4 separate regions of the Homo sapiens genome follow, and regions 1, 2 and 3 are each linked to region 4. A link is a contact called in ENCODE Hi-C or POLR2A ChIA-PET data. All regions are on one chromosome and are shown on one strand. The core of a region is the stretch at or near the end of the contact, and the rest is flanking DNA. Distances in the headings are between cores, read along the strand shown.

Region 1 (2,700 bases), core at 26-2,525, 180 kb after region 4:
CACCTAAGGACACTGTAGCTGTCATAAAGCAACGCATTACCTATGTGTCTGTGGTGATGCTAGTCTGAACAAACATACTGCACTGCCAGCTGTAGAAAAGTACAGCATATACAATTATCTACAGTACATACACTCAATAACAATAAACATCTGTTAATATATTACTGGATTATGTATTTACTATACTTTATTTTTATTGTTATTTTAGAGTATACTCCTTCTACTTACAGAAAAAAAAAAGTTAACTGTAAGACAGCCTCAGGCAGGTCAGTCAGGAGAAATTCCAGAAGGCATTGTTATCATAGGAGACAATGGCTCCATGCGTGTTATTGCCCCGAACACCTTCCAGTGAGACAAGATGTGGAGGTAGAAGATAGTGATACTGATGATCTTGACCCTCTACAGGCCTAAGCTAATGGGTGTCTTTGTGTCTCAGTTTTTACCGAAAGTTTAAATAGTAAAAATAAATTTTAAAAACAAGAAAGAGCTTAAAGAATAGGATATAAATATCTTTCTGTACAATGTGTTTGTGTTTTAAGCTAAGTGTTATTACAAGAGTCAAAAAGTTTTAAAAAATTAAAAGGTTTACAAAGTTAAAAAGTTATTGTATGCCAAGATTAATCTATTGTTGAAGAAAATATTTTTTGTAAATTTGGTGTAGCTTAAGGGTACAACAACATTCTGCACAATTACATTTGCCTCCAAGCTTAATACTAACTTTCAAATGGCTGCTTTTATAGAGCATCTCTGAGTCACAAACTTTTACAGAAACAGTATCTTTCTTGTAATAGGGGAGAGAGAGTTTAATTAATTAATGCATAGTTAAATTAATCAAATGTAATTAAGGGACAAACTTACCAAATAGTAGCCAGCTGAGTTTGAGAAAGATTTGACTGAAGAAGGGCATTTCTAGCTTGAAAACCTGATTAAGTGGGGAAAATCATAAAGGAATTCTTTAGCATCTTTAAAGTTATGCATAACAAATTAGCTGTATCTGTAAAATAACAATGCTACCAGGGTATCCTGGGAACTTTTAACATCAAAATGTTTTTACCACGTGCTAGGTGCTAAGCATTCAGTAGCAATTAAACCCAGTCACTGCCCCAAGGAATTTTAAATCTAGAATTAGCAGTATCAAGTGCTGTCCCCTGTCTTTTCAGCAAGATAATAATACACACAAGTGGCTAACGTGAAAGAACAAGATATCAGGCACACAGAGTATCAGAGGCCAAGACTGTGGGCCCTCTTGTACTCCCAGCAGGTGCAGCACTTCCCACTCCTACGTGACTGAGCCGTGAGTAGCAGAAGAGTCAGGCGCTACTCTGGGTTCAGCCTGAGTCAAGGCCTGTCCAAAACAACTCTTACACAAGAGATTACATCTGCCAACACTGCCTCAGCAACAGCTCCAACTACAACAAAAGCCAGCCAAATGCAGCTAGATTTATTGTCCCACTAGGCTTTCAACATAGGACTTGATAATCAAAGCAACCATGTATTACAACATGCAGCTAAATGTTTATATTTTATAACTTTTAAAATATTTTCATTCTATTTTTTTAATCTGGACATTTAACATAAATCACATAAAAACACTGGAAATTAAACTCACAGCCTCGCCCTATTAATTACTCCTCAGATTTCACTTAGGAAATTTGATTTGAGGAGGTCTTTGTGTTAAAAGGAAGATTCTTCTAAATAAGAGAGATGGAAGGCTATTTCAAACCTGAAAAAAAGTTCAAAACTACTATTTCAGCTTTTGGACCGAAAAAAGATCCTTTTGGACTGAAAGAAGATCCCTTAGCATCAGGCAATAGAGCAAACAGAAGAGAGAAGGAGGAGGAATGTAAATGGTTAAAAATCATACTCGTGGAGGGCTTTATATGTGTGAGGCAAAGTCTGAGTAATACAAAGGGCCATAGAGAGCCAACAGAGTATCTTACTTACTAAGTAAAACTCATTTGAACATGTATGTACACTCTTAGTCGGCCAAGCCTCTGGATATCCTATATCCTCTGCTTAGAATGCCAGACCCTCAATTCTTTACTTTGTAGTCTATCCTCTGAAATCTGGCTCTAATCTCTTTTCTTCTGTGAAACATTCTCTCTTATATCCTTGGAGTTAGTCACTTTCTCATCTATATTAATCACAGCACTTTTAAACAAGTAACCAAACACCTTGATTACATGAGCTCTTCATTATATGGGCTCTTCAAAGATATGAACCATGTCTTGCCCCTGTCTGTATTCCTGTGCCTAAGAGAGTGCCCAGAAAGTATGTGATTCAGGAAACAGTTACATCAATGACTTGATCTAAATAAATTTTTAAAAACTATGTTTAGGGGGAGGAGAAGAGAAGTAAAAAAGGGAAAAACAGACCAGTGGACAGGCGCGGTAGCTCACGTCTGTAATCCCAGAACTTTGGGAGACCAAGGCGGGCGGATCACCTGAGGTTGGGAGTTCGAGACCAGCCTGGCCAACATGGCAAAACCTGTCTCTACTAAGAAAAATTAGCTGGGCGTGGTGGCGTGTGCCTGTAGGAGGCAGGAGAATCGCTGGAACCCGGGGAGGCAGAGGCTGCAGTGGGCCAAGATCGCACCACTGCACTCCAGCCTGGGCAACAGAGCAAGACTCTGTCTCAAAAAAAAAAAAAAAAAAAAAAAAAGGATCACCAACTCCTACACTTATTGAACAAAACAAACAT
Region 2 (2,700 bases), core at 198-2,697, 230 kb before region 4:
TTAACTCAGCTTGATCAGTTTATTCACAAGTCTTGGCACCAAATGAATTCTGACTATATACAAAGCCAAATGGTTGGAATTTCACATCACTTGAATTGTTCAAAAGAATAAGATGCAGACCCTAAAGTCATTCCACAAAAGAAATCTAAAACTTTTCAGAACAATGGTAACATCATTGGGGAAAAAAGCACAATAAGCTTTTTGTCTGCTCTAAAGAAGACAATGCTTACTTGGCTTTTATTACTAATGAAAGATCTGTTTTAAGAAAAAATCTTTAAAAACTTGTTCTTCAATTGATCCAATGACCTTATAGTCATAGATTATTGTCATCATCATCTTTATAAAAGGGAGACTGAAAAAGGAGACACGACATGAAATACATGAGTATATTAAAAGATTTAATATACTGAGATTTTTTTTTTTTTTTTTTGAGGTGGAGTCTTGCTCAGCCACCCAGGCTGGAGTGCAGTGGTGCGATCTTGGCTCACTGCAACCACCATCTCCCGGGTTCAAGTGATTCTCTCATCTCAGCCTCCCGAGTAGCTGGGATTACAGGCACCCGCCATCATGCCCAGCTAATTTTTGTATTTTAGTAGAGACAGGGTTTCACCATGTTGGCCAGGCTGATCTTGAACTCCTGACCTCAGGTGATCCACCCGCCTTGGCCTCCCAAATTGCTAAGATTACAGGCGTAAGCCACCACGCCCAGCCTACACTGAGATTTTGTAAGGGTTAGCCTGCTTAAACGTATATGCCTAAAAGTTTCTGTATTATATGAATGTTCTCAAAAGTTGTTCACTTAAATTGAGTGGGTAGCTATTTTTTGAAAAGAAGGAAGGTGGGTTGGAGATTTTTTTCCCTGTATCGTTTCCTGAATTTTTATTTATTATTTATTATTTTTTGAGGGGACAGAGCCTCACTCTGTCGCCCACGGTGGAGTGCAGTGGCTCTATCTTGGCTCACTGCAACCTCCGCCTCCTGGATTCAAGCAATTCTCATGCCTCAGCCTCCCAAGCAGTACAGGCGTGCACCACCACACCTGGCTAATTTTTGTATTTTTAGTGTAGACAGGGTTTCACTATGTTGGCCAGGCTGGTCTCCAACTCCTGACCTCAGATGATACCCCCCCGCCCCGACCCCCACCTCAGACTCCCAAAGTGCTGGGATTACAGGCGTGAGCCGCTGCACCTAACCCTGTTTCCTGAATTTTTAAATGGAACCAGTTTCACTTTGCATTAGGTGATTATTACGTTAGAACTTTCTACAGCTTTAATTATCTGGGGCACACGCTATTGCAATATCAGACTTAAAAATCATACTTATTCTCCCTTTCCCATATAAACTCAAGGCATTTAATGATTTATGAGGGTTATAAACCTCAATTCAAAAAAGCCCAAGTTCTGACAGACGTCACTTAACCACTACCACTCCTCAATTCTAATATGCCTCAGCAGTCCACATAGGTGGTTATACTTCTGCCTCACCTCACTACTTCCTCATTACCTAACCACAAAAGGAAACTTTCAAGCATGCTACATTTCAGTACACAATAAATCTTTTTTTTCTTTTTCTTGAGACGGAGTCTCGCTCTGTGGCCCAGGCTGGAGTGCAGTGGCGCGATCTTGGCTCATTGCAAGCCCCGCCTCCCTGGTTCACGCCATTCTCCTGCCTCAGCCTCCTGAGTAGCTGGAACTACAGGCACCCGCCACCACGCCTGGCTAATTTTTTGTATTTTTTAGTAGAGACGGGGTTTCACCGTGTTAGCCAGGATGGTCTCTATCTCCTGACCTCGTGATCCGCCCGCCTCGGCCTCCCAAAGTGCTGGGATTACAGGCGTGAGCCACTGCGCCCGGTTTTTTCTTTTCTTTTTTTTTTTTTTTTAAGACAGAGTCTCACTCTGTCATCCAGGCTAGAGTGCAGTGGTACGATCTCAGCTAACTGCAACCTCTGTCTCCCAGGTTCAAGCAATTCTCGTGCCTCAGCCTCCCAACTAGCTGGGTACAGGCACGCGCCGCCTTGCTTAGCTAATTTTTGTATTTTTAGTAGAAATGGGATTTCACCATGTTGGCCAGACTGGTCTCCAACTCCTGGCCTCAAGTGATCCACCACCCTTGGCCTCCCAAAGTGCTGGAATTACAGGCGTGAGCCACCACACCCAGCCAAGTGTACAGTAAGTCTTATGAAAATTTCAATTTGTCTGTATCTTAGAGTATGCGTATTATTCTAGATATATATCAGGTTAAATAAATGACTAGTAGCTAAATAAATATCCGCTGACCAAAAAAGTCAATAAAATAGCATCTGTACTCACAGTATTTGTAAGCTACAACATCTATCTATATTAGTATGTATATTTGGGAATTTCTATATACAATATAAAAACTATATATTAAAAAATATTTTTGACCAAAAACATCCTATTTTACTAAAAGTATCAATCATTAAAATTCTGTTGATACACTTGGGCCTTTAAACCCAGGTTTCACCCCAAAAGAAAACTCATAATCTATCTCAAATCACTTAGGAAGATTCAGAAGTTCTAGGTCCACTTTTATCTCTATCTTCATCCAATTACCTAACTCTAAAATGGAAATTTATTTTGCCAATTAACAGTAATTTATTTAACGACCTTAGTGGTCTTTGCAAAGTTCTTTAGAATTCATTATTTTTCATAGCTAATACTAATTCTTATCTGTATTC
Region 3 (2,705 bases), core at 79-2,578, 240 kb after region 4:
TGATTAACAATATAGCAAACCAGCACAGGGAGAGAGGCAATTTTTCGAAACGCTTAAGAAGCTTTAAACTACAAGAGCTATGCTACCTAAACTGAGCTCACTAACAACGTAAAATTTCAAGTCACACCTTGCCTATTTCTGAGTAAGCAAGCAAACACTAGTGAGACAAACTAGAAGCATGGAGCAAAGCAAGTCATTTCTATGCTAACCTTAATTCCTATCGTAAAGGGGTTGGCTCCATCAAAAAATATTCCTATTTCAGTATTAACACAAGTTTCAAATAAAGCACACTTGCCATTGGTAATTCTAGAGCGACAAGGCGCATAATTAATAAATCCAAACGGAGCATCTTTCTATAGAATACAAAGCCATCTGCAGTTTCAGCCTCGGTTTACCCACTCACTATGCATATGCAGACGTCTTTAAAAATAAATAAATAAATACACAAATAAACTTTATCTGGCCTGAGAGATTACATCTCTCGGTGCTTCCTGTATATTCTGGAAGTCAATAACGCTGAAGGTAAATTTAACATTTCCAACTCCGGAGGAACGCGAGCGGTAGACGCCAAGCATCCGCCCACTGTCCTCTCGTGACTCGGGCTACTTTGACGCACCGGGATGCGGCTCACCTGACATTCGGCACCAACCCTTGCCAGGAAGGAAAACCAACTCCGCGAAAATAAAATGGGTCCCCGAGGAGGCGTGCGGGTGCCCCCAGAGCTCTCTTCTGCTCACACCCCGAAAGCGAGGGGGCCACGCCACCCCCGACCCTCGCCGGCGTCCGCCACCTGCCAGACGAGGCCGCGGCCAGGGACCCGGGCTCGGCCGCAAGGAAGGGGCAGCCCAGCCCAGGCCCCCTCGGCGTCTGTCCCGGCCCGGCAGCAGAGGAAGGAACCCGGGGCCGGAGGTTTCCGCCCCGCACGGCCGAGCCCGCCAGGGGCCTAGCTCGGGGGCCGCCCGTACTCCCGAGGACCCGTCCCCATCGTGCGGAGCGCACAGCCGCCTCAGCCCGACCCGCAGAGCCTCCGGGCAGCGGGCGCGGCGCCCGCACCTGCCCCGCGCCTTGCTGCAGCCCCGCTAGCGGCTTCACCCACCTGGCGCCCTCGCCGCGCCTCCCGCTCGTCACAGCGCGACTCCGCGTCCCTCAGCACCGGCAGCCTGGGCGCGGGCAGGCGCGGGGAGACCCTGCTCTGCCGCCGTCGCCGCCACTGCAGCTGGCTTGGTCGTCAGGCCGCCGCCCGCGAACCTGTTGCGTAGCCTGTCACAGCCGCTCAGGGCTCCGCCGGCGCCGCCTCAGCCCCACAACAACATGGCGGCCGCGGCCTCCGCAGGAAGCCGGGGGGCGGGGAGGTAGGCGCCGGGCCGGGCAGCTGACGGCCCGCCCGCTGCCGGGCACCGACTCCCCACCCTCCGGAGCCCGAAACTGCCCGGGCGTGGCTCCTCGCCCCAGGAGTTCCGGGGCATTGAACCCTGAAGGTCTGCTCCGAGTCGGTCGGGTCCGAAGCGCTCCTCTCTGCCCTCGGGGAGGCCCCGAAGCCCCAGACCTGGCAGCCCTTCCTGGAGTTGCACAGACCCACCTGGCTCCTCCTCCCCGAGGTAACATGCTGAGCTTGGGTGGTGCTTTTCCTGCCACGGCAGACGCCGGGGTTTTGGAAAGTCCCAAGCAGTGCCTGCCACATCCCTGTTGCACCCACCACGGGGTTCTCCCTGGAACCTTCTCACTCGCCGAAGTTTTCTCCACTGATCTGGGGGAACGAATTCTCTGGGAATTGGGGGGTGGAAGGTGGGAAGGAGGTTGATCCCACCCTTGCCCATGGGTCTGTTACAGGCCTCTTGAACCCTTCTCAGGGACCTGGAGGACTTAACCATACCCTCGGTCATCCATTCACCATTCCTCGCCCTCCTCCATAACACACGCGGAGCGCCCACGAGGAGCACCCTCTACGCTAGTCACACTCCGCCGAGCAGTAGGAAGACTCTGTCCCCATAGAGCATAGCACGACGAAGCTAAACTTTCCTCCCCACCCCTCGCCAAGGGACAGGCGAAGCTCCTACTCAGAATTTGTCTCTTTTCTCCCCTCCCGGTTCCTGGTCTCCTCACAAAAGACCAGACTTCAACTCAAGCCGCCACCGTATCCCAAAACCCCAAAGGTTTGCCCTTGACAAGAAGCTTCTTCAAGGGGAAAGGCTTTCTTTTGATTGGGGTGAGGGAGGAGTTAGTGTTTCCTAATGAACGTAACCAAATGTCGGCCTGGCACAGTGGCTCACGCTTGTAACCCCGGCACTTTGGGAGGCCGAGGCAGGTGGATCATCTGAGGTCAGGAGTTGGAGACCAGCCTGGCCAACATGGTGAAACCCCGCCTCTTCTAACAATACAAAAATTAGCTGGGCGTGGTGGCGGGCGCCTGTAGTCCCAGCTACTCGGAAGGCTGAGGCAGGAGAATCGCTTGAACCTGGGAGGCGGAGGTTGCAGTGAGCAGAGATTGCACCACTGTACTCCAGCCTGGGCGACAAGAGCGAAACTCTGTCTCAAAAAAAAAAAAGTAACCAAATGTAAGACTCAAGATTTTTGGATATAAGACCCAAGATTTCTTTTTTTTTTTTTTTTTTTTTTTTTTTTTTTCCTGAGACAGACTCTCACTCCGTTGCCCAGGCTGGAGTGCAGTGGCGCAACTGTGAGATCTGTGCTCACTGCAACCTCCG
Region 4 (2,700 bases), core at 96-2,595:
GAGTTTGAGACTAGCCTGACCAACATGGTAAAACACCATCTCTACTAAAAATACAAAAATTAGCCGGGCCTGGTAGCGCACTCCTGTAATCCCAGCTACTCGGGAGGCTAAGGCTCAAGAATCGCTTGAGAGGCGGAGGTTGCAGTGAGCTGAGATCATGCCATTGCATCCCAGGCTAAGCAACAAGAGTGAAATTCCGTCTCAAAAAAAAAAAAAAGTCATGTCTGCTTCATTTTTTGGAAGAATAGAAATAATAAGTAAATCAAGTCTTAGGTCCAAACTTGTTTTTTCTTACATTGAAACCTGGTGATGCTACACACAAGCTCCGCTCCTGGATTTTGATGAGGGCTGCACTGTCCACATGCTTGGTTCCCAAGAGGGTGTCTAACAATAAGCTCTGCAAATGGCTCATGTTCCCTCAACTCTGAAAGGGAAAGTGCAGTTGAAGCCATTGACTCTGGCTAGCTTTTAAAAGGCATGTGAATACAAATGTCCTTAAGACACTGCAGACAGTTCTAAGATCAGCAAGTGTACTTTGAAAAGGTACAGGGTGAAAACGGTGGTCCATCATTCAGGGCCCACCAGTACCCAAAGAGGAAAACAGAATCATAGAAAAATCACAGCTCACACAGAATAGGTTATGAAGCTGAGTTTGGAAAATCACAGCCTGGTGATTTTCTGGCTATGTCAATGGTTTACATCAGGATTATCTGCGATTTAAAAACAAACATTACACACTGAGAAAAACTCTGTAAAATAAAAAATAAAAACAAAAAACAAAACCCAGCCAGGATGGAGAGCTACCCTGCTAAGTTAAACACGACTAAAAGAGATTATGCGTGGCCATAAACCCACACATTCCCTTCCCGGTGACCTGCATCAGCGCCAGCTATGAACGCTGATCAACATCCCAATGGACTAAAAACACCTTGAAGGCACTTAAACCCACATTTCCCGCACAAGTCCCCAAGCCTTGGACCCCCCTCATCAGGACCTCCGGCACAGGCGCCCGTTTCCCGCCACTGCCTTCCAGTGGTTTGGTCCCCGAGCAGGACCCAAGGCGGGGCAGGGGGTGGTGAGCGGTGAATTCCCTGGCACCGAGGACTCGAGGGAGCGGACGCCACCCCGCTCTGTGGTGCCCGCAAGGACCCGGCGACCAAGGACCCGACCGTCAACGGACGCGGTTGCGGGTGGGTGGCGGCGGCAGGATTGGCCGGGCCACGCGCCGGTCACCGAGAAGCAGCGACTCCAGCCCCTTCCGCAAACCAAGACCCGCCACCTAGAGCCGCCGCCCAATCCCCTTTGGGCCTGAAGCCGTCCTCCGCCGCCCCGGCACCGCCCGCGCGGACTCGCTGTGGAACCCGCGGCGCAGGGGGCGGAGTGCTCGCGCGGCGCTGCGTCCGGGAGACGGTGGGCGCCAACATTCGCGCGTTCCGCAGACGCGGGCGGGCTCCCTTCCAGCCGCAGTCGGACGGCTCCGGGGTCGTCGGGCCGGGCCCGAGTGTGTAGCAGGACGGCCGCGGGCCTGCTGGCCTTGGGAGGGCAGAGAGGTGCCTGTCGCGGCCGGCGACCTCCCCGCCAGGCCGGGCGGTCCCCGCGCACGACGCGCCTGCGCGGGAGGCCCCCGGCCCGGGGCTGGCGTGGAGGCCGCAGGCGCCCGGCCTAGTGGGTGGGAGGAAGGGCCGGGAGTGGGCGCGATGAGCGAGAGCGGGTGCGGACGCCTACGACATCCCCGTCGCACCCGTGCCTCGGGGAGGACTTCGAGCCGCTCAGAGCTCGAAGACTCGCGCAGTATGACCGAAAGCCCCTCCCTGCCTTCTCTAAGCAGCTCAGCCTGTGTTTCTGTGGCCAGAAAGTTGCAGTTCTTCCCACTCGAGGCCACCAAAGTCAGAAAAGTGTTGCAAATGGGACTCCGAGAGGCCAGGCTGAAGCTGCCACACTGGCTGGAATGGGCTGCCTTGGAGGGGGACGTGGGAATCCATTCCAAGGGACGGGGGATTCTTTCAAAGAGCATCTCGCCTGCTTATAAAGGAGGCTGGCTCTGAAGCCGTCATCTGGAGTCTGTAGTGAAGGCCTCTTGTTAGGGAAACTGGATGGTTAGTGTTCAAAATCCATTTTGCGTGTGTGCAAGGACACAGGTGGTATTAAACAGAAGAGAAAATCAGATGACTGTGAAATGTTCAATACTAAATAAGATGATTTTTAGTTTTTCCAGGGGCATTGTTATTTGTGACCACAATGAAAAATGTAGACAGTGATGATCTGGTAACTGGCACACTTCCCAAGCTCAAGAGCTCAAAAGAATGGTTGGAGCCCAAGCCCCTTTGTTTTATGGAGGTATATATCAAATAGTGTGGGATTTGGAGATTTTTTTACTTGGATCGTTGCAGTAGGAAGTGGCTTGTGCTAAATATATTGTTTTTTCTATTGTTTGTTTTTATTTCATTCTGTTTATTATTCCCTTCACTTTACTAACTTTGTATATTCACTTTGCTGTTTTTTTCTAACATCTTAAGGTGGAATCATAGGTCATTGATTATATACCTTTTAAAATGTAACATAGCTATAAGTTTCTCTTGAGGTACTGCCTTAGCTGCATCACCCAAATTTTGATATGATGTATTTATTTATTTATTTATATTTGAGACAGGGTCTTGCTATGTTTCCTCCTGGAATCAAGCCATCCTTCCACTCCCTAGT

What was found. A loop is a pair of places that touch in the nucleus more often than their neighbours do. ChIA-PET counts read pairs that join two places held with the same protein, here RNA polymerase II (POLR2A). Pooled maps may share reads with other maps.
Region 1: a loop to region 4 is called in a pooled map, with 2.6 times the contacts of the local background. The contact joins the enhancer-like site here to the promoter of FAM228B in region 4. A Hi-C loop is called at or near these places in 5 of 50 pooled maps. POLR2A ChIA-PET finds 5 or more read pairs at or near these places in 2 of 52 experiments (MCF 10A and activated T-cell).
Region 2: a pooled map shows a loop between it and region 4 (5-fold over the local background). The contact joins the enhancer-like site here to the promoter of FAM228B in region 4. A Hi-C loop is called at or near these places in 4 of 50 pooled maps.
Region 3: a loop to region 4 is called in a map of ascending aorta, with 2.2 times the contacts of the local background. The contact joins the promoter of ITSN2 here to the promoter of FAM228B in region 4. A Hi-C loop is called at or near these places in 3 of 168 maps with a recorded cell type or tissue (ascending aorta, ovary and posterior cingulate gyrus), 5 of 37 single-sample maps with no recorded cell type and 18 of 50 pooled maps. POLR2A ChIA-PET finds 5 or more read pairs at or near these places in 4 of 52 experiments (H1, MCF 10A, PC-9 and 1 more).

Annotation. Positions count from the first base shown.
Region 1 is chr2:24,302,941-24,305,640 of GRCh38, forward strand. ITSN2 (intersectin 2) reads right to left here. Exons shown (of 40, transcript NM_006277.3): 9 at 859-922. Among named protein-coding and RNA genes, the nearest start is that of ITSN2, 56 kb to the right of the region's middle. Within about 2 kb of position 1,276, at least 14 of the 41 ENCODE cell types and tissues checked have a DNase peak (open chromatin) inside an H3K27ac peak, as active enhancers do.
Region 2 is chr2:23,890,609-23,893,308 of GRCh38, forward strand. All of the region lies in intron 2 of ATAD2B (ATPase family AAA domain containing 2B), which reads right to left. Among named protein-coding and RNA genes, the nearest start is that of ATAD2B, 35 kb to the right of the region's middle. RefSeq lists an enhancer at 1,432-1,561. Within about 2 kb of position 1,448, at least 7 of the 41 ENCODE cell types and tissues checked have a DNase peak (open chromatin) inside an H3K27ac peak, as active enhancers do.
Region 3 is chr2:24,359,208-24,361,912 of GRCh38, forward strand. ITSN2 (intersectin 2) reads right to left here and starts at 1,329. Exons shown (of 40, transcript NM_006277.3): 1 at 1,097-1,329. RefSeq lists silencers at 743-1,142, 1,153-1,202, 1,213-1,512 and an enhancer at 1,613-1,762.
Region 4 is chr2:24,122,124-24,124,823 of GRCh38, forward strand. FAM228B (family with sequence similarity 228 member B) reads left to right here and starts at 1,346. Exons shown (of 11, transcript NM_001145710.2): 1 at 1,346-1,410; 2 at 2,207-2,337. The coding sequence starts at 2,239. PFN4 (profilin family member 4) reads right to left here and starts at 1,211. Exons shown (of 5, transcript NM_199346.3): 1 at 995-1,211; 2 at 296-424. The coding sequence starts at 412. RefSeq lists a silencer at 1,278-1,777 and an enhancer at 1,848-2,097.